Linked DNA regions of Homo sapiens: region 1 is linked to region 2. Evidence: chromatin loops called from intact Hi-C (ENCODE). Cell type or tissue: MCF 10A. All regions are shown on one strand. Links, peaks and the distances in the headings refer to the core of each region. The heading gives the core; the rest is flanking DNA.

The links. A loop is a pair of places that touch in the nucleus more often than their neighbours do. Peaks named below come from ENCODE experiments on the same cell type or tissue, not always from the same donor. Only the 100,000 strongest peaks of a DNase experiment are listed, where the experiment ranks them.
Region 1: a loop joins it to region 2, with 25 times the contacts of the local background. A loop is called at or near these places in 2 of 110 quality-filtered maps.

Annotation. Positions count from the first base shown.
Region 1 is chr20:3,816,332-3,827,269 of GRCh38, reverse strand. AP5S1 (adaptor related protein complex 5 subunit sigma 1) reads right to left here and starts at 6,723. Exons shown (of 3, transcript NM_018347.3): 1 at 6,512-6,723; 2 at 4,977-5,168; 3 at 1-3,399. The coding sequence starts at 5,152. The coding sequence ends at 2,973. RefSeq lists enhancers at 6,340-6,679, 6,220-6,923 and a silencer at 6,920-7,199. In MCF 10A, for the core only: CTCF peaks have their summits at 6,811, 7,014 (motif pointing right) and 8,724 (motif pointing right); DNase peaks (open chromatin) are centred at 5,649, 6,489, 7,009 and 8,719.
Region 2 is chr20:3,709,655-3,721,254 of GRCh38, reverse strand. SIGLEC1 (sialic acid binding Ig like lectin 1) reads left to right here and starts at 8,655. Exons shown (of 22, transcript NM_023068.4): 1 at 8,655-8,785. RefSeq lists an enhancer at 4,200-4,369 and a silencer at 4,725-4,784. In MCF 10A, for the core only: a CTCF peak has its summit at 4,813 (motif pointing left); a DNase peak (open chromatin) is centred at 4,824.

The DNA.
Region 1 (10,938 bases), core at 2,059-10,058, 110 kb before region 2:
CAAAACCTGTGACTTCTTCCTCCTTCCAGGTAAGCTCTCTTCTCTGGGCTCTACTGCCCTCCTGTCATCATCTGTTGTCCCAGGAGTGTTTGTGGAGGTACACTGGTAACACTACTAGCTGCTCAAAGTCTCTAGTTCTCTCAAGAAGCTGAGGGATATGTGGTTTGGCCAGGGTTCCTGGGGCAGGGAGAAGAAAGGGAAGAGGCTTGGAGAGGGAGGCAAGTTTGCTTCCATAGCCATCTCACTTTTAGTTCTAAATCCTGGCTCCTTCACTTGGCCTTCGTCACTGAAGTGCCCCTTCTTCCTTTAGGTGTTTAAAGCACTTGTGAGCAGCAATTCAGGGATGCTCAAACCATTGCTGCTTTGCAGTCATCTGCAGTCACCTGGCCTTAGCTCTGTCTCTCCTGGAACTTTGGGGTCATTCTGTATCCTGCATTGCACCCAGCAGAGCATCAGGCCCAAGGGAGGCTCGATAAATATATGGTGAGCATAAATTGTGGTGGAAACCCAGCCCAAGAGGCTGGGGCAGAAGTGTGAAGTGTGGGAAGGGTGCTGGGCAAGCTCATCTGGTTAAGAAAACCCTGGTCCAGCTGGACAGGAACTGGAGCTCAGCAGCCCCACGGTGTGGTCTCAGTCTCTACTATTCTCTTGTCCATCAGTTTGCCCCACCTCATGAGAACCAGGCCACCAGCCACGCCTAACCTCAACTTCCCACAGCTCCCAGGGGAGCAGAGTCTCAACCTCTTCCTTAAGTTCCGTTTGAAAAAAAGGCAGAAAGAATTCAGATCAGTAAGCTTGAGCCTTTCCATAGAGGACAAAATGGCCTGTTCCCTGAGAACACAGCCAATCCACCAGGACCGCCAGCCTGGGGTGAGGGGTGGGCCAGGAGAACAGAATGTATAGGGAAGGGGTGTCCCTACTAGAGGCCTGTGGGACATTTCCACTGGTGGGACTTGGCCACACACACAGAGTAACATCCCTTTAGGTCTTCATGGTCAAGGTGGTTTGTGGCACCATAAAATGGAAAAGGTGGCCTCATCCCAATTATGTTGACAGTGGTGGTAGAAGGCCTGGCATGGCTGGTGGCCTTGGCCATGGACTTGGAAGGGCTAATCATCAGTGCTGCCTCCAAAGTGGGTGTAGTTGGGTCCATCCTGGATGCTAAAGGGCAACTGATGGATGGCAAGCATGAGAGCTGAGCACCTAGGAGGCTCGTTCTGCCAAGAAAGCCTCACCTTCCTTGGTAACAGGAAGATCATGAAAATCAATGTAAACTGAAGTGGTTTTTCCCCCACCCCCCGCCCCCAACTGAGTAAGTTTAAACCTTCACTAGAAGCTGCTGATTGAAGACCTCCTAACCACCGACTTTTGGTACCCCACCCATATCCCTTTGGGACTCAACATGGTGCAGGCAGGCCCAGCTCCACATTGCCTGAAGGCTTTTTCTCAGGGGCAGAAAGAGCCAGGGAATGTATGCACCCTGGGATCAACCTGTAACCACTGACTAAAGGCAGTAGGCAAACACCCACAGCCGCCACCTCTCAGGTGAGGTAATTCAGAGGCAACTGCTGTGTGCAGCCCCCTAGAGGCACTCAGCTCCCTACCACAGTCCTAATAGGCTTGACAAGCATTCACGAGGACTGTGTCCCCTTCCTGCTTCCCGGGATCACCGCCCACCCCACATAAACCACTCGCACCAATTCTCAGCCCAAGCACTGCTTCTCAGACGGCTCTGCCACAGCCACCTGCCACCTGTGACATATACTTTGGTGGAGAAATGTGTGCCACCATCCAAAGGAGGCCTCTAAGGAGACAGAGGTGAGGTGGGGATGAGAGATGGAGGCATCCCAAGAAGCCTCCTAGGGGGATCCTTGACCACGAAAGCTCAGACACGCAGCTTTGGGGCCATCCAGAGAGGCACTCACTCATAGGAGCAGGATGCACGCATCAAACTCACAGAAAGAGGGTAAAATCACACAGCCAGTGCTTTTAATTCAAAACGAAAAATATGTCATCCAGGCTAGACTGCTCACATTCATCTGACAGCAACTTCTCTCCCTGCAGATGAGGGAAGGCTGTGATGACTTTATCTCGAGCCTGCCTGGTGGGAACGGGCTTGGCACAAAAGGAGCTGCAGAATCCTGCTGCTGATTGGCAGATGCATTTCTGAACTCAGCGGGGGCTGGACACTGAGCAGGACCTTGTTGATAATACTGCCTAAGTGGGCACAAAGCCAGGGGCTGTGGCCTGCCAGCATGCAGGCACAGCTCCTCCACCCTCAGGGGAGTCTGAGACCCCTTTTGTGTTTCGATGACTGTGGGATTTTTTTTTTTTTTTTGAGATGGAGTCTCACTCTGTTGCCCAGGCTGGAGTGAAGTGGCGCACTCTCGGCTCACTGCAAACTCTGCCTCCCAGGTTCAAGTGATTCCCATGACTCAGCCCCCTGAGCAGCTAGGATTACAGGTGGGCGCCATACACCCAGCTAATTTTTGTATTTTTAGTAGAGATGGGGTTTCACTATGTTGGCCAGGCTGGTCTTGAACTCCCGACCTGAGGTGGTCCAACCACCTCAGCCCCGCAAAGTGCTGGGATTACAGGCGTGAGCCACCGCGCCTGGCCTTGACTGTGGGTTTGGAAGAAGAGCGGGGTGAGCTCCAGGCAGCTCCTCACCCTAGCACTATCGGCTGGCAGGGATGGAGGAAGGTGGGTTCAAGGACAAGCGTGGCTGCCGCACGGCAGCGGTCTAAGTAACACAGCAGCTCTAGGCTCAGGAAGTTCTGTGGTTCCACTAACCTGAGGACAGGCAGGACCTCCTCCACCCTCTGCCCAGCCCCCTTTCTGCAGGCTTGTGTCACCCACTTGTCCTGGTATAGCAGCACATCAGAGCTGCTGGGTAGGAGGGAGATGCCAAGCTTCATCTGGCTGTGTGTCTACCCTCTGCCTGCCCTCAGAAGCACCATCCCAACGAGGAATCAGCGGGGCCAAGCGGCACTGAATTCCTTCTCCAGGCCTTGGACAAACTGGTCGTTGAGGAAAAGCAGCTGACCATGTGGCAGGAAGCGGGTGAGGATGCCCTCAATGCGGTCAGCCCGCAGCAGAAGGCTGGTGCTGGGCGCCAGCAGCCGGAGGTGGTCAAGGAGGAGGCGTGTCAGCAGCCGGAGCGTGCCCTCAGCCAGTAGCAGGTTCTCATGGGCATCCAGCACCAGGGCAAAGCCTAACGAGAGCACGCCCAGCCACACCACCGTCCGTGGCTCCTGGAAAGGGTTCTCTGCTGCCAGGCGGAAAGCCCCACGTGGGGCCTCGTGCAGCGGCACTTGCTCATCTGAGGATTGCGGCTGCAGGTCCATGGGGGGCCGGCCAGATGCCTGCTGCTGCAGCCGACACATTGACTCTACCTGCCTGGGGAGAGTGGGCAGGTCAGGCTGGTGGGCTCACACACCAACTCTGTCATCCTCATGATCAACCCTGGTGCTGGGAGCTACCATCATCCCCATATCTCAAGTGAGAAAACTGAGGCCTAGAGAGACTAAGTGATCTGCCCAGGGCCACAGAATCAGGAAGTGTGAGCCTCCAGGTCCTGAACCACTTTATTCCATGTGGCCAAGAGGGCAGGTTTTCAACCCAGCTCCTTGGGCTGAAAAAGGGCACCAGAGGAAGAAGATCCTGCCCTCACCTGCTTCACAGAGGCCTTCTCCACATAAAGGAAAGGGAAGCGGCTTGGCCAGGCGCGGTGGCTCAAGCCTGTAATCCCAGCACTTTGGGAGGCCGAGGCGGGCGGATCACGAGGTCAGGAGATCGAGACCATCCTGGCTAACATAGTGAAACCCCGTCTCTACTAAAAATATTTAAAAAAATTAGCCAGGCGTGGTGGCGGGCGCCTGTAGTCCCAGCTACTCGGGAGGCTGAGGCAGGAGAATGGCATGAACCCAGGAGGCGGAGGTTGCAGTGAGCCAAGATTGCGCCACTGCACTCCAGCCTGGGCGACAGAGCAAGACTCCATCTCAAAAAAAGGAAAGGGATGAGGCAGAAAATAAACGCCATCACCCAACGTGGGCAGTCCAATCTCCACCCTATCCTGCAACCCTCTCCAAATATGAAAGAAAGACCTTCCATTGGACCAACAAGGCTTCTTAGAAGCTCCCTTTGATCTTTCCTGAATCACCTTCCAGTCTGAGCCACGCACAGGCTGGTTTTAAAGGCATGTATTTGGTTTTCTGAGCTACAGGGAGGGGAAGGAGAATAAGAAGAACAAGGGAAAGGCAGGAGTTGGCAGAAGGTTGCCCCAGAGTGGTGCTACCCCACCCAGAATGCGGAGGTCCAGGAGGCTCCAGCACCTACCAGTTCTGGCTGGGTCTGAGAGGGGAAGAGCCAAGGCTAGCCACCCTAGTCTGGAACAGTATATTCCAAACTGTGATCTGGATCCCTGGCTTTCTGGAGTCCTCATGTACCACATCCTCTCTCTTCGTTAGAAATTCATAAAGTCTACAGGCACACTAAAGGCCCTGTTAAGTACTGCACTGAAAAGCATGTTTAATCTGTACTGTCTGCCTGCCTACTCTCAAATCTTAGTTCTGCTACTTTCTAGCTATGTAACCTTGGACAGGTTAAATTCCTCAAACACTCTATACCTCAGTTTACTCATCTATAAGGTGGAGATAATAACTATACCTACCTCAAAAGACTATTATGAGGATTAAATGAGTTAATATATATAAGATGTTCAGAATATAAATGCTTAGCACTTACAGGCTGAACAAATGCTAATTATACTAATAATGATAACAGAATTATTATTTATTTAACCCTTTTCACGTAACACTTATGAAAAGCTGTGGAAGACTCTCTGGGAAATGCTACTCTAAAACTTCCTCTCTGCTTCTTAGTCCTCCTATTTCTCTGCGTCCCCACTCCCCGAAAATACCTATTACAATCAGGTACGTGTTCAATGAAGGCCTGGGGCTGGGCTGTGTGGTTACCTGGCCACAGCTAAAATCTGTTCCTTCCGGAGAAGCCTGTCCCTCTCGGCACCATGCGGCCGTGGGTCATCAGGTGACTTCTCAGCACCGAAGACGCAGGAGTACAGCACTCGGCAAAGGCCCGTGTCCTCAGTATTCGGGGCCCTCAAGGTGTGAATGAGGAAGGCGTGGACCATGGCTCCAGGGTGGGTGCTACAGGGAAGCCAGAGACATTGGTAAGGTGAGAGTGAACCCCAGCAGGAGAGGCGACCACAGGAAGGGGCTGACCTGGCAGTGTCTGGGAGTGTATCCAGAGGCCAGTGAGGCTGAACACTTTGAATAACAGCATCTGAACAACATCACATAACAGAATCCAGTGATAAAAAATCTCAGACATACATAAGCAGAATAGGCATAAACTAAAAAAAAAAAAAAAGAAAAAAGAAAAACAAACAAACAAACAAAAAAAATCTCAGACCACCCTAAACCTAGTTCTACAAAACAACAGGTATCTTCAAAAGCGTCAAGGTCATGCGGTCATGGAAAACCTGAGGAGCTGCTCCAGACCGAAGGAGACTGAAGAGACCAGATAGCTGAATGCGACGTGTACTCCTGGATCGGGTCCTGGACCAAGAAAAGGGTAATTTGGGCCAGGTGTGGTGACTCACGCCTGTAATCCCAGCACCTTGGGAGGTCTAGGTGGGCGGATCACTTGAGGTCAGGAGTTCCAGACCAGCCTGCCAACATGGTGAAACCTCATCTCTACTAAAAATAAATTAGCCGGGCATGGTGGCGCATGGTTGTAACCCCAGCTACTTGAGAGGCTGAAGCCACAGAATCGCTTGAACCCGGGAGGGGAGGCTGCAGTGAGCCGAGATCGCACCACTGCACTTCAGCCTGGGCGACAGAGGGAAACTCTTGTCTCAAAAAAAAAGAAAGAAAAACAAAAGGATAATTTCCATAAAGGGCATTATTAGGACACTAATAAAAACTTTAAAAACATTTCAATATGGACTATGGGTCAGAAAAAGTCTTGACCAATGTTACCCGATTTTGAATGCAGGAGCTCGTCCTTGTTTTTAGAAAATAAACACGGATGGGCCTCTAAATATAGAGGAAACAGGATTTCATATCTGCAACTAACTCACTTGGTCCAGGGAAGAAAAAAGGCAGAGAGAAAAACAGAGGAAATAATAAGGTAAATGGGGCAAATGAGGTTACAACTTGTGAATCTCATCCAAGTGCATACAGGAGTTACCTGAAACTGTTTCAAAATAGAAACTAAATAATAGTAATGGTTATCTGGCTGGCTCAGTGGCCGGCCCGGGGGTTGAAAGGCGGCGGGTACACAGTCAGTGGGTATCTGTAGCTAAGGCTAAACAGACCGTCAGTTTAAACTGGTAAAATAGCAGGTTCGCAAAGGCACTTCGAGAACCGGAGCCCAGCACCCAATTGCTGACCTCCGCAACCCTCCAGCCGCCAGCAGAGCGCGTCATCACTCCGCGCCGCCGCGTCCCGCCTCTACTAGAGAAATGGTAGCGGTCAAGACAGCTTACGTCACTGCCTCCGTAACCTTGAGGCGCAAGGCACTTCGGGGGTTGTAGTTTCTTACTCCGGTCAGCCAGGCCTAAATGGGGCACCCCGCCCTGAATGTGTTGCCCCTGCAGCTCCGGTCCGCTGTCGTCGAGGCGTCGCCTCAGCCTTCCGTCCGGGCCCGCGGACTGCCACCAAGCGCTCCCCTCCGTGGCAGGAGAGCAATGGCGGCTGCGCGGCCCGTGGGCGCCTGCGCACGTCGGTCGCGGGCGCGCGCGCCAGCTGACGCCGTCGGGTTGGGCGGAGCGCTCATGTCCAGCGCGGTGCTGCAGCAGCCAGGTGCTGGCGGCATATCCCGATGCTTGGACCCTCGGCGTGGGCTGGCCTTGCAGTCAAAACCCTCCGGCCCCGAGCTGCCGGCAGGGACCATGCTGGTCACTCTCGCTGCGGGCTCGAAGCGTCCCCCGCTCGTTGCCCTAGATCAGCGGAGCCCCAGGCTGCCGACCCCGGCGGCCGCGAGGGGGCGCCGCGGCTCGGAGCGCGGAGTCTGCGGAAAAGGCCGGGGCCTAGTTGTCCCCGGAGGGCGGGGCGCGTCGCCTGCGGCCTTAGGAGGCTCCGGGACGGGCGGCGGGTGGACCTAGGCCGGGCCGCGCAGCTACGGGCTGCGGCTGAGTTCTTATCTAGCCAACATGCGTGAGAATCACTGGGGCACCAGTTCAAATGTACATTCCTGGGCTGTACCCCCGGAAATTATGACTTTGGAGGGAAATATGTGTATTTAGGCACATGGGTATTTTGCGCGGATTTTAAATACAAATATGTGTATTTTGCGCAGATTCTGAATTTGTGGGTTCCTGCAGCGGTTTAATGCTGTCACTCGGTTCGGCGCAGAACGATTCGAACGCTGCTTCTGGACTCTCAGTGTGTGTCCCTGGCAGATCTGTCAATTTCATTGGGCCCCAGTAAAACCTTGTAGAGTGTCGCCCAGGGCGAACGCTTAGTAGGGCTGACCAGCAAGCCCCCTTCTTGACTGGAGGCCATCAAAACAACAGGGAAGAGGTTTATACCTTAAACCTGAAAGGGGCACTCTGGCGCTAACCCCTATAGAGCCTTACGTAAAAGCCCCAACTTGGAGGCTTGGCCCATTGGTGTTTGGGGGCCCCACAAGGCCTGCCTGGGCCTCACTGCCTGACTTGCATGTGTTCCTCCAGCCACCACCACCACTACCACCCCCACCGCGACCATGAAGCTGCACCTCCTTTACCTCTTGGCATGTGAATGGCTTCAGCCTTGTCCCCCAAATGTGCCTCGGAGCCTCCCCCACTGACTGTTCCCCCAGCCTAGAATTCCCTTTCCCGGCTTTTTTTTTTTTTTTTTTTTTTTTTGCAGCCTCGCTGCCCGCTCCCATCAGCAATGCTCCTACCTCAGCCCCCCAAGTAGCTGGGACTATAGGCAGGCAACACATCCAGCTACTTTAAATTTTTTTGTAGAGTTAGCGTCTCACTGTATTGCCCAGGCTGGTCTTGAACTCTGGGCTCAAGTGATCCTCCCGCTTCTCCCCCACAAATTGCTAGGATTACAGGCGTGAGTCTCCACGCCTGGCCTTTCCTGTCCTTTTAATTGACCTTGTAGATATATACTCAGACAAAATGGGAGGAAGCCTTCCTGCTCAGGCTGCCCGTTGGCATTCAGCTGCGGCCTTTGCACCCCTGTGAATCAGGTCTCACCAATAGTGCTGATGGCTTCCATCTCCACTCCCCAGGGCCATGCACAACACAGGACTGGAGCCGGCTTGAACACGCTCTTTGGTGACAAGAAAGGAGAACAGGGTAGGGTGGCCCAGGCAGGGATCCTAGAGCCAGCACCCCCTGAGAAAGTGCACTCTGGGCCCCTTAAGCCATAGGACCCAGGATAGGTTAGGAGGTGACTGAAGGGAAGCTGCAGGTGGCCAGGGCCTGGCCAAAGCATGTGACAACACGTAAATGTGTGTGCAGGTGTTGCGGCAAGCCCAGAGACTGTGGGGCCTCAGCTACGAGGCTGGGGAGTGATGTTGGCACAGCTCCTGGTCCCCAGTCCCTATTGCTCTCAGCCAGGGCTGGTGTCTGCCAGCTGATTACAGCAGAGAGCTAGCAAGGAGAGGGCTCTGGTTGCTGGGGGCCACCTGGCATCTGGAACACAGTTTCCCAGCCTCTGTCCACTCCTCAGGCAGTGAGTCAACACCAAGTTTCTGACCACTAGAGGGCTGGCCTCATGTGAGGTGTGTGGAGGAGACAGCTGTGGGAGGCTGGCTTGAGCTACTACTCCCAGAGGACAGTGGGAGACCCAGATGGAGGTGACAGCATGGAGGGCTTCCTCAGCCTACTGGGAGTGGGGGTTTTGCTTGATGGTTTTGCTGGAGGCTGCTTGTGGGTGTGCCCTGGGAGATCCCTTTTCCTTGGCCACTGGGCTCTCCTGGGTCCAACCCATGCTTCTGAGAGTCTGTTCTGGGTACATTGGGAATGTCTATGCCTGCTAGCTCAGACATCATCTAAAACAGCAAGCCCAGCAGTGGCTACTCATGCTGACCTCACTGCTCCATGACCCAGCAGCGCCACTCTTGATGTGTACCTGAGTGAAATAAGGGCTGTTGTTCACCAAAAGACACAAATAGAATATTCATAGTATCTTTGCTCTTTTTTTTTTTTTTTTTTTTTTTTTGAGATGGAGTCTTGCTCTTGTCACCCAGGCTGGAGTGCAGTGGCACGATCTCGGCTCACTGCAACCTTTGCCTCCTGGATTCAAGCGATTCTCCTGCCTTAGCCTCCCGAGTAGCTGGGGTTACAGGCACCTGCCACCACGTCTGTCTAATTTTTGTATTTTCATTAGAGACGGGGTTTCGCCATGTTGGCCAGGCTGGTCTCGAACTCCTGGCCTCATGAACTCCTGCCCGCCTTGGCCTCCCAAAGTGCTGGGATTACAGGCATGAGCCACCGCCCCTGGCCAGTATCTTTACTCTTAATTGTCCCAAACTGGAAACTACCCAAATATCCATCAGTTATGGAATGATGGATAAATTGTGGTATACTCGTACAGTGGAATAGTATAGGGCAATGGAAAAGAACAACTACTGATACACAACATGAGTGACTCTCACAGACACAATGTTCAGTGAAAGAAGCCAGTCACAGAAGTGTACATGCCATGTGACTCCATTAACATAAAAGGTCCAAATCTAGGCAAGCCATGCTGCACTGTTACAAGTCAGAATGGTGGTTATCCCAGGGAGGCAATGACTGGAGAGGCATGGAGCTTTAGGAGATGGTCACATTCCAAGTCTTGATCTGGGTGGTGATTACATGAGTATATTCTCTTTGTAAGTATTAACCAAGCTGGACACTTAAGATATATGCACTTTTCTATATACTAAATTCAATTAAAACCTTAACAATGGCTGTGACAATTCCACTAAAACGATTTTACTTTGAAGTCTGCCTTTAAACTGGAAGATAAGAATGGGATAGCCGGGCGCAGTGGCTCACGCTTGTAATCCCAGCACTTTGGGAGGCCGAGGAGGGTGGATCACGAGGTCAGGAGATCGAGACCACGGTGAAACCCCGTCTCTACTAAAAATACAAAAAATTAGCCGGGCGTGGTGGCGGGCGCCTGTAGTCCCAGCTACTCGGAAAGGCTGAGGCAGGAGAATGGTGTGAACCCGGGAGGAGGAGCTTGCAGTGAGCCGAGATCGCGCCACTGCCCTCCAGCCTGGGTGACAGAGCGAGACTCGTCTCAAAAAAAAAAAAAAAAAAAGGAATGTGATAGAATCCTTCCCCTGCCCCAAGGCTTGAATTCTGGCAGGGTTGAGGTTTTTAGCATGAGAAGAAATTTAGAGCATAGCCTTTCATTTAACAGATAACTAAGTGGGCTCAGAGATGCTCCCTGATGTGGCCAGTGTCTCACAGCATGGTGCCAAGTGGAAGGCACCGGGGACATGAGCTCTGCTCCCTGGAGCAGCCACCATGGAAGTAAGAGAGGTCGGGGGAGGACTGTACGTGGAGGGAGGACTTGAACAAGATCGCAAAGGATGGAGATGGCCTAAAAGTGAGAACACACCATTCATTTGTGTGCTCATCCACTCATTCTGCTGGGAAAATCCTCTGGGTGCTTAGAGTTCCCATCAGGCTCTGTGCAGACAGGTGCAATGGCCAAGGCAAGTAGGAGTCAAGATGGCCAACAGATTCAGAAGTGGGGAGGACTCTGGAGGAGCAATCTGGCAAGACTGTGTGGAGGAGGGAGCATCTGAACTGGGCTTTCTGGAGAGGTAGGAGTTCAGTAGCTGCAGATGGCAGGAAGGGCATTCTGGATATAAGGACTAGATCAGAGCAAATACAAAGGGTGAAAAGAAGCCAGCCTTCCCAGACTCAGGGTCCCCTGGCCCTCCTTTATTTAGAGGACATGAGTCCAATCAGAAATG
Region 2 (11,600 bases), core at 1,814-9,813:
TGCCGCGGCGTGATCTTGGCTCACCACAAACTCCGCCTCCTGGGTTCAAGTGATTCTCCTGCCTCAGCCTCCCATGTAGCTGGGACTACAGGTGCGTGCCACCATGCCTAGCTAATGTTTGTATTTTTAGTAGAGATGGGGTTTCACTATGTTGGCCAAGCTGGTCTCAAACTCCTGACCTTGTGATCCACCCGCCTCGGCCTCCGAAAGTGCTAGGATTACAGGCGTGAGCCACTGCGCCTGGGCTCTTTTTTACATTTTCATGGTCAAAGTTTGTAACATTTGCATGCTGTTCGGTAATTATAATGAAATCTTCCATGCTTTATCTTCAGGTTGATTCTGAAAATTGAAAACCAACGGATGTTATGATTGTATAAACGTCATTTACTGCAGAACCACGTAACCAGATAGCTCCTTTGAGAAGGAAACATAGTATCATTTCCTCTACCCTAAAGTGCCTTGATGGAGAATATTTGCTGTTTCAGATGTCAAGGTCAAATGGATTCTCTTTTCTTACACCCCACTAATTGTTCAAAATCATGCTTCAGATGTGTTTTCTTTCTATTTGGTCCTGGAATAGATTTTGTCGTTTCTGGTTCTCCAATTGCCTTTCTTACTTCTTTCTGAGAGAAGAAACAGATGTTGTCTTTGTTATGTCAACCAGAAAGACTACTTGCTGTGCCCACCTTCCTGTGCCTGGATTCTTTGCAGGTGCAGTGAGATGAAGTAGTTGTTGTGTTTATCCAGCATTCCTTCTCTCCTGTCTTTCGGGGAACTGCAGCTCTTTCAGTTCAATGATGTGACTTGGGTTTTTTCCCCATTTTCAGTGGGTGGGCTTGTCACCAAGGTCTGGCAGTTTCCCTTGATGGTAGCTCATCCGAGGGCTGGACACACAACTGAGGCAAGGATAATTGGAGTCCTTCTATGGAATTTGATCAGTGGCTATTAACAGTGAGAAGCACTCATCCCTTTAGCTTCAGGTAAGGCTTGATCCAGGGACTCAATGATGTCCACAAGGACCCAGGGTCAGTATATATCTTTCATCTGCCCTCAGTGTTGTCTTTACCTGCTGGCTCCTCATAATGAACTGTGAGCAGCAACATGCTTCTCTCGTGCAGTAAATGGAAGAGGTGTCAATTCCACCAACCCACAGGGCTTGAGAATACAGCAGGAAAATCAGGGTATTTTTACCCAAAGAAGAGTGAACTAATTTTGGAAACCAAAACCACAGATGTTCACACCCTTTTCTATTGAATTTCTTTTTATTTCAGCAATTCTATTTTAAATTTCCAAGAATTATTTTTTGCTTTCTTTTCATAGCTGCTTTTTTTTTGTTTTATGAACATATTGGCACTAGAATCTTTCTTTTCATAAGTTTTCTTGTATTCCTTGAATTATCTGTTCCCTCCGGGATTGGTTTGTTCACTTTTTGTTTAGTTTATTAAAGAGGAAGTATTGGTCAGGCACGGTGGCTCACACCTGTAATTCTAGTACTTTGGGAGGGCAAGGTGGGTGGATTGCTTAAGCCCAGGAGTTAGAGACCAGTCTAGGCAATATAGTGAGACCCCCATCTCTATATAATTTTTTTTTTTCGATTAGCTGGACATGATAGTGGGTGCCTATGGTCCCAGCTACTTGGGAGGCTGAGGTGGGAGGATCGCTTGAGCCTGGGAGGTCGAAGCTGCAGTGAACCATGATTGCACCATTGCACTCCAGCCTGGGTGACAGAGCGAGACCCTGTCTCCTTGTTGTCCAGGCTGGTCTCGAACTGCTGGCCTCAAGTGATCTGTTCCCCTCAGCCTCCCAAAGTGGTGGGATTACAGGCGTAAGCCACCATGCCCGGCTGACCCCATCTCAATAAATAAGTAAGTAAGTAAATAAATAAATAAATAAATAGGCAGTATGGCTGAGTAGTTCAGAGTCCAACTCAGGAAACAGGTTGCCTGGGTTCAAGTTTCATTTCTCTGCCACTTACCAGCCATGTAAACCTCGGTCAAGGTTATTTTACTGTACCATTCTGTGACTCAGTTTCCTGTAAGTGGAGATAACAATAGCATCTAGCTCAGAGGGTTGCTAAATGAGTTAATAAGTATAAAATTGTCAGAACACTGGATGGGTGTGGTGGCTCATGCCTGTAATCCTGGCACTTTGGGAGGCTGAGGCGGGTGGATCACCTGAGGTCAGGAGTTTGATACTAGACTGGCCAACATGGTGAAACCATGTTGTAACCCGGTCTCTACTAAAAATACAAAAATTAGCCGGGTGTGGTGGGATGTGCCTATAATACCAGGTACTCGGGAGTCTGAAGCAGGAGAATCGCTTGAACCCAGGAGGCAGAGGTTGCAGTGAGCTGAGATTGAGCCACTGCACTCCAGCCTGGGTGACAGAAAAATACTCCATCTCCAAAAAAAAAAAAAAAAAAAAAAGTTGTCATAATACTGCCAGGCCCACAGTAACGGTGCAATAGCTCTTTGTTCTTTGCTGTAGGTTTTTATTTATTTATTTATTTATTTATTTATTTATTTTTTATTTTTTGAGATGGAGTCTCACTCTGTCACCCAGGCTGGAGTGCAGTGGCATGATCTCCGCTCTCTGCAACCTCTACCTCTAGGGTTCAAGCAGGAGGGCAGGGCTTCATCTCCCCCTACTTCTTAGCACTGGGGCCCCAGGATTTACTCGGGCACATCACCTGTTAGAATAAAGACATGAGACCATGTGACTAACCTCTAGCCAGTGGAATATAAGCAGCAATGTAGTGTGCAATTTAAAGAATTACCTTTTTTGTTGTTGTTAAGAGACAAGATCTCACTCTGTCACTCAGGCTGGAATGTAGTGACATAATCATAGTTCAATGCAGCCTCGAGCTCCTGGGTTCAAGTGAACCTCCTACTTCAGCCTCCCAGCTACTCGGGAGGCTGAGGCAGGAGAACCCCACCACACCCAGCTAATTTTTGTATTTTTAGTAGAGACAGGGTTTCACCATGTTGGCAAGGCTGGTCTTGAACTCCTGACCTCAGGTGATCCACCCATCTTGGCCTCCCAGAGTGCTGGGATTACAGGCGTGAGCCAATGCGCCTGGCCTGTTTGTTTCTGGATCTTTCTCTTTGTGTTGGTCTTCCTCACCTGTCTGGTAATACCTGGTAACCAATTCATCTTTATGAACAAAGGGCAGGTTGATTGATACTGGAACTCACCTAGGGTATTTCCTCTGCCCTGCAGTGTTACATGTGGGGGTGGAGAGGTACGTGTGCCAGCTACCAACCCTTTGGGGTGTATTGAGTCCCTGTAGAGAGTCCACTTCTGCTCCGGCCTCTGGGGCAGCTTTCTCTCAGCGTGCTTTGGCTCTGGTTTCCTTTACCCGCATCTGTTCCTGAACGTGATCCTCCCTCTTTCTATCTTCTAGAATTAAATCAAAATCCTGTGCAGTGGATACTTCCCATCCCCCAGCCATCCTGTTCCCAGCCCTTCTGTCTCCTTTTCCCTTTGCTTACTGTGCTCTCAGTGGTATTGGATGGGCCAGGAATGGCAGAGACAAGTTCTCAGTCCACCATCTTGAACTAGATGTTGGTGTGGTGGTTTAAATATGTGTGCGTGTGCGTGTGTGTGTTTAGATGGAGTCTTGCTCTGTCACCCAGGCTGGAGTGCACTGGCACAATCTTGGCTCACTGTGACCGCCACCTCCTGGGTTCAAGTGATTTTCCTGCCTCAGCCTCCTGAGTAGCTGGGATTACAGATGCCTGGCTAATTTTTGTATTTTTAGTAGAGATGGGGTTTCACCATGTTGGCCAGGCTGGTCTCAAACTTCTGACCTCAGGTTATCCGCCCACCTCAGCCTCCCAAAGTGCTGGGATTACAGGCATAAGCTTCCGTGCCCAGACTAAATATTCTTTTTTTTTTTTTTTGAGACAGAGTCTGTCTCTGTGGCCCAGGCTGGAGTGCAGCGGCGCGATCTCGGCTCACTGCAAGCTCCGCCTCCCGGGTTCACGCCATTCTCCTGCCTCAGCCTCCCGAGTAGCTGGGACTACAGGCGTGAGCCACCGCGCCCAGCCGGCTAAATGTTCTTAACTCCATCTGACTCTGTACAGACGGTGTCCTTTGGGGACTGCATGTGTTCCACTGTATGCCCAGACCCTGAGCAGGGAATAAAACGGGAGGACATGTACATGGGTCTTTTAACTTTCTTGTAACGGGCATCCTTGGGCTTGTTGACTTTCCCTGGAAGTCTCTGGCTTCAGAGCCGGTCCCTTAGTGGGTCATTCCACCTAGACCTTGTGGTTGTGTTGAGGAGGGAGGTCCCTTCAGTGTCTCTGAAAACCCCAGAGCCTTGAAACACTCAGGGACAGAAGTGGGTGAGTACAAGATGCATGAACAGGAGAGGAGAGCCAGAGGGACAGATGACAGACTGGGTGAGGTGACTGAATGAGTGAGGGTCCAGGGTGTGGCTATGAGAGTAGAGGTCACCTCGGGTGGAGGAGAGAGGAGAGTACGGCCTTCAGATACCCAATAAGAGAAGCAACAGCAGAGCCAACATTCTCAGAGCTCTTTTGATGTTCCAGGCCCTGGGAACTCTTCATACAAGCTTTCCAGAGGACTCTAGCTTCTGAGTCATTGAGTGACTCCTGGGATCGTAGAGCAGGTGATGGATATGCCTGGATTTGAACCCAGCTCTATGCAGGACCTAGGCTTTTAGCCAGTGAGCTACATGACTCCCATCTGCCCCAAGCTGACTACAGTATGGGTCTCAAAGATCTCCCTTGGGCCTCTATAGACTGAGTTGTCCCCACCTGAGACACAGCAAGTGGGTCTGAAGGCTGAGGAAGCAGAGGGCTCTGGCACCCTCTGGGGGAGGCAGGAGGCTCTGCAGAGATACTGGCAAGGAGGTGGGCAGGGGCCTGAGGCTGGAATCTGGGTAGGTCCAAGGAATGAATGACTGAATTAAGGTCCTGGTTGCTCCACAGGAGGGCAGGGCTTCATCTCCCTCTACTTCTTAGCACTGGGCCCCCAGGATTCACTCGGGCACATCACCTGTTAGAATAAAGACTTAAGACCATGTGACTAACTTCTAGCTTCTAGTGGAATATAAGCAGCAATAAAGTGTACAATTTAAAGAATTACCTTTTTTGTTGTTGTTAAGAGACAAGATCTCACTCTGTCACTCAGGCTGGAATGCAGTGACACAATTATAGTTCACTGCAGCCTCAAGCTCCTGGGTTCAAGTGAACCTCCTGCTTCAGCCTCCTGAGTGGCTGGTATTGCAGGAGTGACCCACCACATCAGCAATTTAAGGAGTTATCTTAAAGTAGAGGGCATGGCCTACTTTGTCCTTTCCTCCATCCTGCTTTCCCGAATGCAGATACAGTGGCTGGAGCGCAAGCAGCCACTTTGGACAATGACTGGAAGCAGCCCATTGACAATGACTGAGCCAAAAAATAAAAAGGGATCTAGTTTCATGATTGTGGAGTTGTCATATCATCTTGGATGCCAACACTTACTTGAGGGAGAGGGTGAAACACTTCTATTTTATTTAAAACACCGTTATTTGGTGTTTTCTATACTTGTAGCAAAACTTATTTTTTTTCAACCAAAAAGTTTTGTCTTTGGCAAATTCTCTAACCTCCCTATGACTTGGTTTTCCTATCTGGAACGAGAATAATTCACTGGGTATGGTGGCTCATACCTGTAATCCCAGCACTTTGGGAGGCCAAGGTGGGTGGATCACTTGACTGGGAACTCTCAGGAGTGTGAGACCAGCCTGGGCAACATGGTGAAGCCCCATCTCTACAAAAAAATACAAAAATTGGCTGCGTCTGGTGGTACTCACCTGTAGTCCCAGCAACTTGGGAGGCTGAGGCAGGAGGATCACTTGAGCCTAGGAGGTCAAAGTTGCAGTGAGCCGAGATTGTGCCATTGCACTCCAGCCTGTCCAGCCTGGGTGACAGTGAGACCCTATCTCCAAAAAAAAAAAAAAAAAAGAAAAAGAATAATTGTTATTAGATGAATGTGTAACAGTGTGACCTACTGAGAAATTACATTTTTTAAAATATTTTGAGGCAGAGTCTCGCTCTGTCATCCAGGCTGGAGTGCAGTAGTGTGATCTCGGCTCACTGCAATCTCCACCTCCCGGGTTCAATCGATTCTCGTGCCTCAGCCTCCTGAGTAGCTGAGACTACAGGCGCCTGCCACCAGGCCCAGCTAATTTTTGTATTTTTCGTAGAGACAGGGTTTCGCCACGTTGACCAGGCTGGTCTTGAACTCCTGGCCTCAAGCGATCTGCCCACCTCGGCCTCCTAAAGTGCTGAGATTACAGGCGTGAGCCACCGTGCCCAGCCTACCTAGTTATTTTTATTTATTTACCTAGTTTGCTGTATACTCAAGGAAATGACAGGAAGCAGTGCTCCCTGACTAATCAAGGTAGACAAGTCTTTGCTCTCCTCATGCTAAGGAAAGGTAAGCAAGTTCTGGGTGTGTTGTTCTGGGACTTAGGCCTTGTATCATCTTGCTAATGTAGCCACAAAATTCTCAGCAGCATCCAGCAATAAATTCACGCATCCACAGGTTGACTGGTCTGGTGGACGTAGGCTGGGCTCAGCTGAGTTTTGTTTCAATCCATGGGTCTGATTCAGGTCATCTGCATGTGTTCGTCATCCTCTTTGGACCAGCAGGTTAGTTGGAGCCTGCCCCTTGCATGGCAATGACAGAAATTCAGGGGGAAAGGCAAACTGCTTAAGTACGTTTCAAGACTTAGTTTGTGTCATGTCCGTGCACATCCATTGGCCAGAGCAAGTCATATGACTAAGGTCAAAGTCAAGGGATGCTTTCCCACCATGAAGCCAAGGGGTGGATGTATAGAGTCCCAGTGGACTGAAGGATTGGTACCCATGTGTCACAACCCCACAGGCCTAGAGCTGGGTGTCTCCGGACCAGCTGTTGAGGGAGGAAGTAATGGGATGAACCCTTTGTGTTTTGGCCGAAAGAGGAAATGGCCCAAGCATAGGAGTGGACACAGGAGCTATAAAGAGGAACAGAGTGATAGAGACCTAATATCTCTGTAGCCTGAGCATTTCAGGGTGGAATGTCACCAGACATCTGCTTTGGGGCACCATGGCCTGCGATTCTGGATCCACCCTGATTTAGGGTTTCACATCCTTTTACACCTGCACACGTGGCCTTGCCCTCAGGGTACAGGGGCCTAATTTGCTGTGGCCAGCTCCCCACCAGTACAGGTAGGCAGGGACTGAGTTGAATTAAGTTTGAGTTGTGAAATTAAAAAAAAAAATGGCCAGGAGTGGTGGCTTACGCCTGTAGTTCCAGCACTTTGGGAGGTCGAGGTGGGAGAGTCACTTGAGCCCAGGTGTTTGAGACCAGCCTGGGAACATAGGGAGACTCCGTCTCTACAAAATAACTTAAAAAATTAGCCGTGCATAGTGGCAAGCGCCTGTAATCCCGGCTTCTTAGGAGGCTGAAGCAGGAGGATTGCTTAAGCCTAGAATTTCGAAGCTGCAGTGAGCCAAAGTGAGCCAAGATTGCACCAGGACACCCCAGCCTGGGCGACAGAGCAAGACACTGTCTCAAAAAACAAAAACAAACAAACAAACAAAAACCAAAAAAAGTCTTGTTGCTTGTATCTGGGATTGCTTGGAGCAATTAACATCTGCTTCACATGTCAAGTGCCTGCACAAACTAGGCCCTCAATAAGATGGGCTGCAGTAATGTAACAGTAACTAGCTGTGGTGGGGGCTTTCCTTTCCTGTCCCAAGGTGGGGGTGAAGGTATAGGATAGTGGCCGGGTGCAGCGGCTCACCTCTGTAATCCCAGAACTTTGGGAGGCCGAGGCAGGCAGATTACTTGGGGTCAGGAGTTCAAGACCAACCTGGACAACATGGTGAAACCCCGTCTCTACCAAAAATACAAAAATTAGCCGGATGTGGTGGTGCATGCCTGTAATCCCAGCTACTCGAGAGGCTGAGGCAAGATGATCACTTGAACTCGGGAGGTGGAGGTTGCCGTGAGCTGAGATTGTGCCACCGCACTCCAGCCTGGACGACAGAGTGAGACTCCATCTCAAAAGCAAAAACAAAACAAAAAGAAAAAAACCAACAACAAGAAGCCAAAAACCAAAAAACGTACAGGACAGTGAGAGGGGAAAGAGAAAACCTGAGGAGTGTCCTGGACATTGGGGCCTTATGTCCCCCACAACACGGGACTGCCTCTTGGGGGTTCTTAAGAGTACTCAGTGGTACAGGGAGGCTCCTGAATGGCTTGGAGAATAACTGCCTTGGTCTGGGCATCGTGTAGTGCATCCCCACCCCAGGCTGGGCGCGCCTCCCTCTCAGGTGTCAGGGAGGAGAGCTGTGTGCAGGAAGCCCCCTTCCACCTCCCCCAGCCTCCCTAAGGGGCTCAGAGAGAGTGGGGTGTGGATTTGGCTGGTGAATGGGAGTCCCCCACTCCATTTCTCACTTTGCCTGGGGAGGCTCCAGCGTTGCAGCGGTCCCACTTCTGCTTGCTGGAGTCCCTAAGTCCCTGGCCTTGCCGAGGGCCTTCCCCTATGGAGGTCTTTCCCGTTTTGGCATTGCGCAAGGCCTGCAGCTGCCTCCCTGACCAGCCTCTGGGTTGGACAGTAGAGCTGAGGCTTTGGGAAAGAGGAAGCAGCCCCTGATACGGGATCCTTCTCTCTTGAGCCGGCAGAGCCCTGGGGAGCCAGCTGCACCAGGAGCTCTTGGCCGTCCTTCCTGTTCTCCTCTCCGCAGGTCCAGCACCGCCGCAGCCACTTCCTTCTGTGGAGCAGGTACCCCTGTCCCTGGTCCCTGGGCCCAGAGGGTGAGTGGAGCATTAGGAGCGGGGCTGGGCTGAAACTGGCTGAGCGGGATAGGGGCAGGGGTCGGGGGGGGGCTCCATCTGGGTGCGAGTGGTGGACCCCAAACCAACCCAAGTCCAAGACACTAATCAAAGATGGACTCAACTGAAACCCTTCCACCACCCCCAAATCCTTCCAACCTGCATCCCAATCCCAGTCCCGACCATCACCCTGCTCTGACCCTACCTCAGCCCCAGCCCCAGCCCCTATTCCAACCTTATCTCACCCTCACCTCACTTGCACCCCAACCCTAACCATTTACTCATCTCATCTAATCCCAACCATCCATCATCCCAACCCTAACCACAACTCCGACTCTATCATCCTCATCTCAACCCAGCCTCCACCGTATCTTAACCATCACCTGCACCCAACTCCAACCTTCACCCTTACCCCCACCCATCACTCAACCTCAATGTCCACCCCAATCCCAGCCTTAATTTGCTTCCAGAATTCCAACCTGATCATCACCCTGACCTCAGCCCCAGCCCAGCCCAACGATAATCTCTCCTTACTCTAACCCCAGCACAATTCCACTTCATCCATCACCACTTCGTCCGTCCACAGGAGGGCTTCTGGTGCTGTCCAGCACAGTTTGGAGAGTGAGCACTCCAGCCAGAAGCATTTAGAGCCAGATTAAGGAATGAAGTGTGAAATTTCTACTGCCCATGTCAAAGCCAATAAGCATTAGTTATGGATTCTATGGCTCTGAGAATTAAACATTTGGCCTGTGATTGGGGATTTCCACTATTTTGACCATAATCTGCTCCAGGAATTGCCCATCCGTACCCTGACTCCCTATCTGTGGGCCAGTAACCTCCAGCTGGCCATGTCACCCTGTGTTCTTCCTTCTCTAGCCCAATGGGGAAGTTGGGGAGAAGCCTTGGTGTCAGGAAACAGAAACTGAATCCTACACCCGGGCCTAGCTGTCCATAGGGAAACTGCCTCTGCCCTTTCTTCCCCAGCTAAACTTGGCCTCTGGAATCAGAGGTCAGGGACTTGGGGCCCCAGCCAACCCTCCAAGACCTCCTGAGGCACTTGGTCTCAAACAGGCAGCAAACGTGAGTGCCCACTGTGTACCAGGCCAGCTCAAGCCACCCTGATGCAACACATACCAATAGTAGGAGTGGGGATTTAAAATCCTGTCTTCAGAGCACCCAAGACTTGGAGACCCAAGTATGAACCTCAGGAACCTCCTGTCTGGGGAACAATGATTTCCAAAAGAGTCACCCAAGGGAGGGATGGTTCAGGGCTGCAGAGCTGCCTGCTCCCTGTTGCTGGCACACCGCCCCCTTTCCCGGGACCCGCAATTCCCCCTCGACCACCAGGGGGCGCTGCGTGCTCACTAGGCCACAGCTGCAACCCAAGTTGCGGGGGGCGGGGGGCGGGGCACTGTCCCCTCAACTCCAGGCTTTCAAACAGGGACAGAGATCTCCTTTCTGAGCGGTCCCTGCTCTTTCTGTTTCCAGAACAGTTATCTGGGCTGAAGCTGGCCTTTGTGGTGACAGGCTGAGCCAATAGGCTGGATTCCGGTGGGGCTGACCCCTTTGGGGTTAGGGCCGGGCTAAGCATAGGTGGCCTCTACATTATGTGATGGGAGTGGTCCTGGAAAGGGTCCTCCCCCGCGCCCTGTTCCAGGGTCGCTGTGTCCAGAACCCCACCATTCTTCCATCAGGTTCACGATTGCCCTTTTCAGGACCCCAAATGGGAGGAACAGGGGAGCTGGGACAAGATAGCTGCCCTGGCCATAGCAGAGCTGACCCTGACATCCCCTGTGGCCAGGGACACATCTGACCCCCAGTGTGCCCAGCAGGCTGCTTTTCTTCACGGTGAGGTGTCCAGGTCCCAGGGCCCCAGCTATATCATTCTCCAGTGGCCAAGAACCTGGTGTGGAGGCTGGGGGTGCATCTTCCCAGAAGAGGAGGAGGCCTAGGGCTTCCTAGAGAACTGGAGATGAGCCCTTGGGCCTCCATAAATGGCCAGATCAGTCCACTCCAGCAGCCTGCGAGAGGGCTGGGTCCCCTGGGGAGCGGTGTCCTTCCTGTCCCAATCCCGCCCTGTACTGTGCCCCCTGCTGGGGCACCTTCTGCCTTCTGCAGCAGGCTAAGTCCCACCTGGTCAGCCTGACTGGCCCTGGGCCTCGGCTCACCCCCTTCCCAGGTGTGACCCCTGGTAGTCATTGGAATCTGCTGAGCCCAGCCCCTGAGGCGGATGGGCTGGGAGCTGGGAGGTCATGAGTTTCCTGTCCCCACTTCCAGCCTCCTCGTTCACTTGGCCAAGTCAGCATTTAGGACCAGGGAGGATTGCAAAGTTGGCAACATGGGTGTGTATGTGGTGAAATATACATAATGTAAAATTTACTGTTTTAACTGTCTTTAAGTGTACACCCCATGACATTAGGTACATTTGCAATATTGTGTAACCATCACCACTATTTCCAGAACTTTTTCATTATCTGAGAGACTCAGCAATCATTAAACATTAGCTCCCCCTCCCTGCAGCCCCTGGTTACCTCTATCCTATTCTACTTTCAGTCTCTGAATATACGTAGTCTAGATATTTCATGTAATTGGAACCCTACAATATTTGCCCTTTTGTGTCTGGCTGGTTTCACTGAGCATAATGTTTTCAAGGTTCACATATGTTAGAATTCATTCCTCCTTATGGCCGATTGATATTCCATTGTATGTACATACCACAGTTTGTTTATCCACATCCATTCACTGATGGACACTTGACCTGTTTC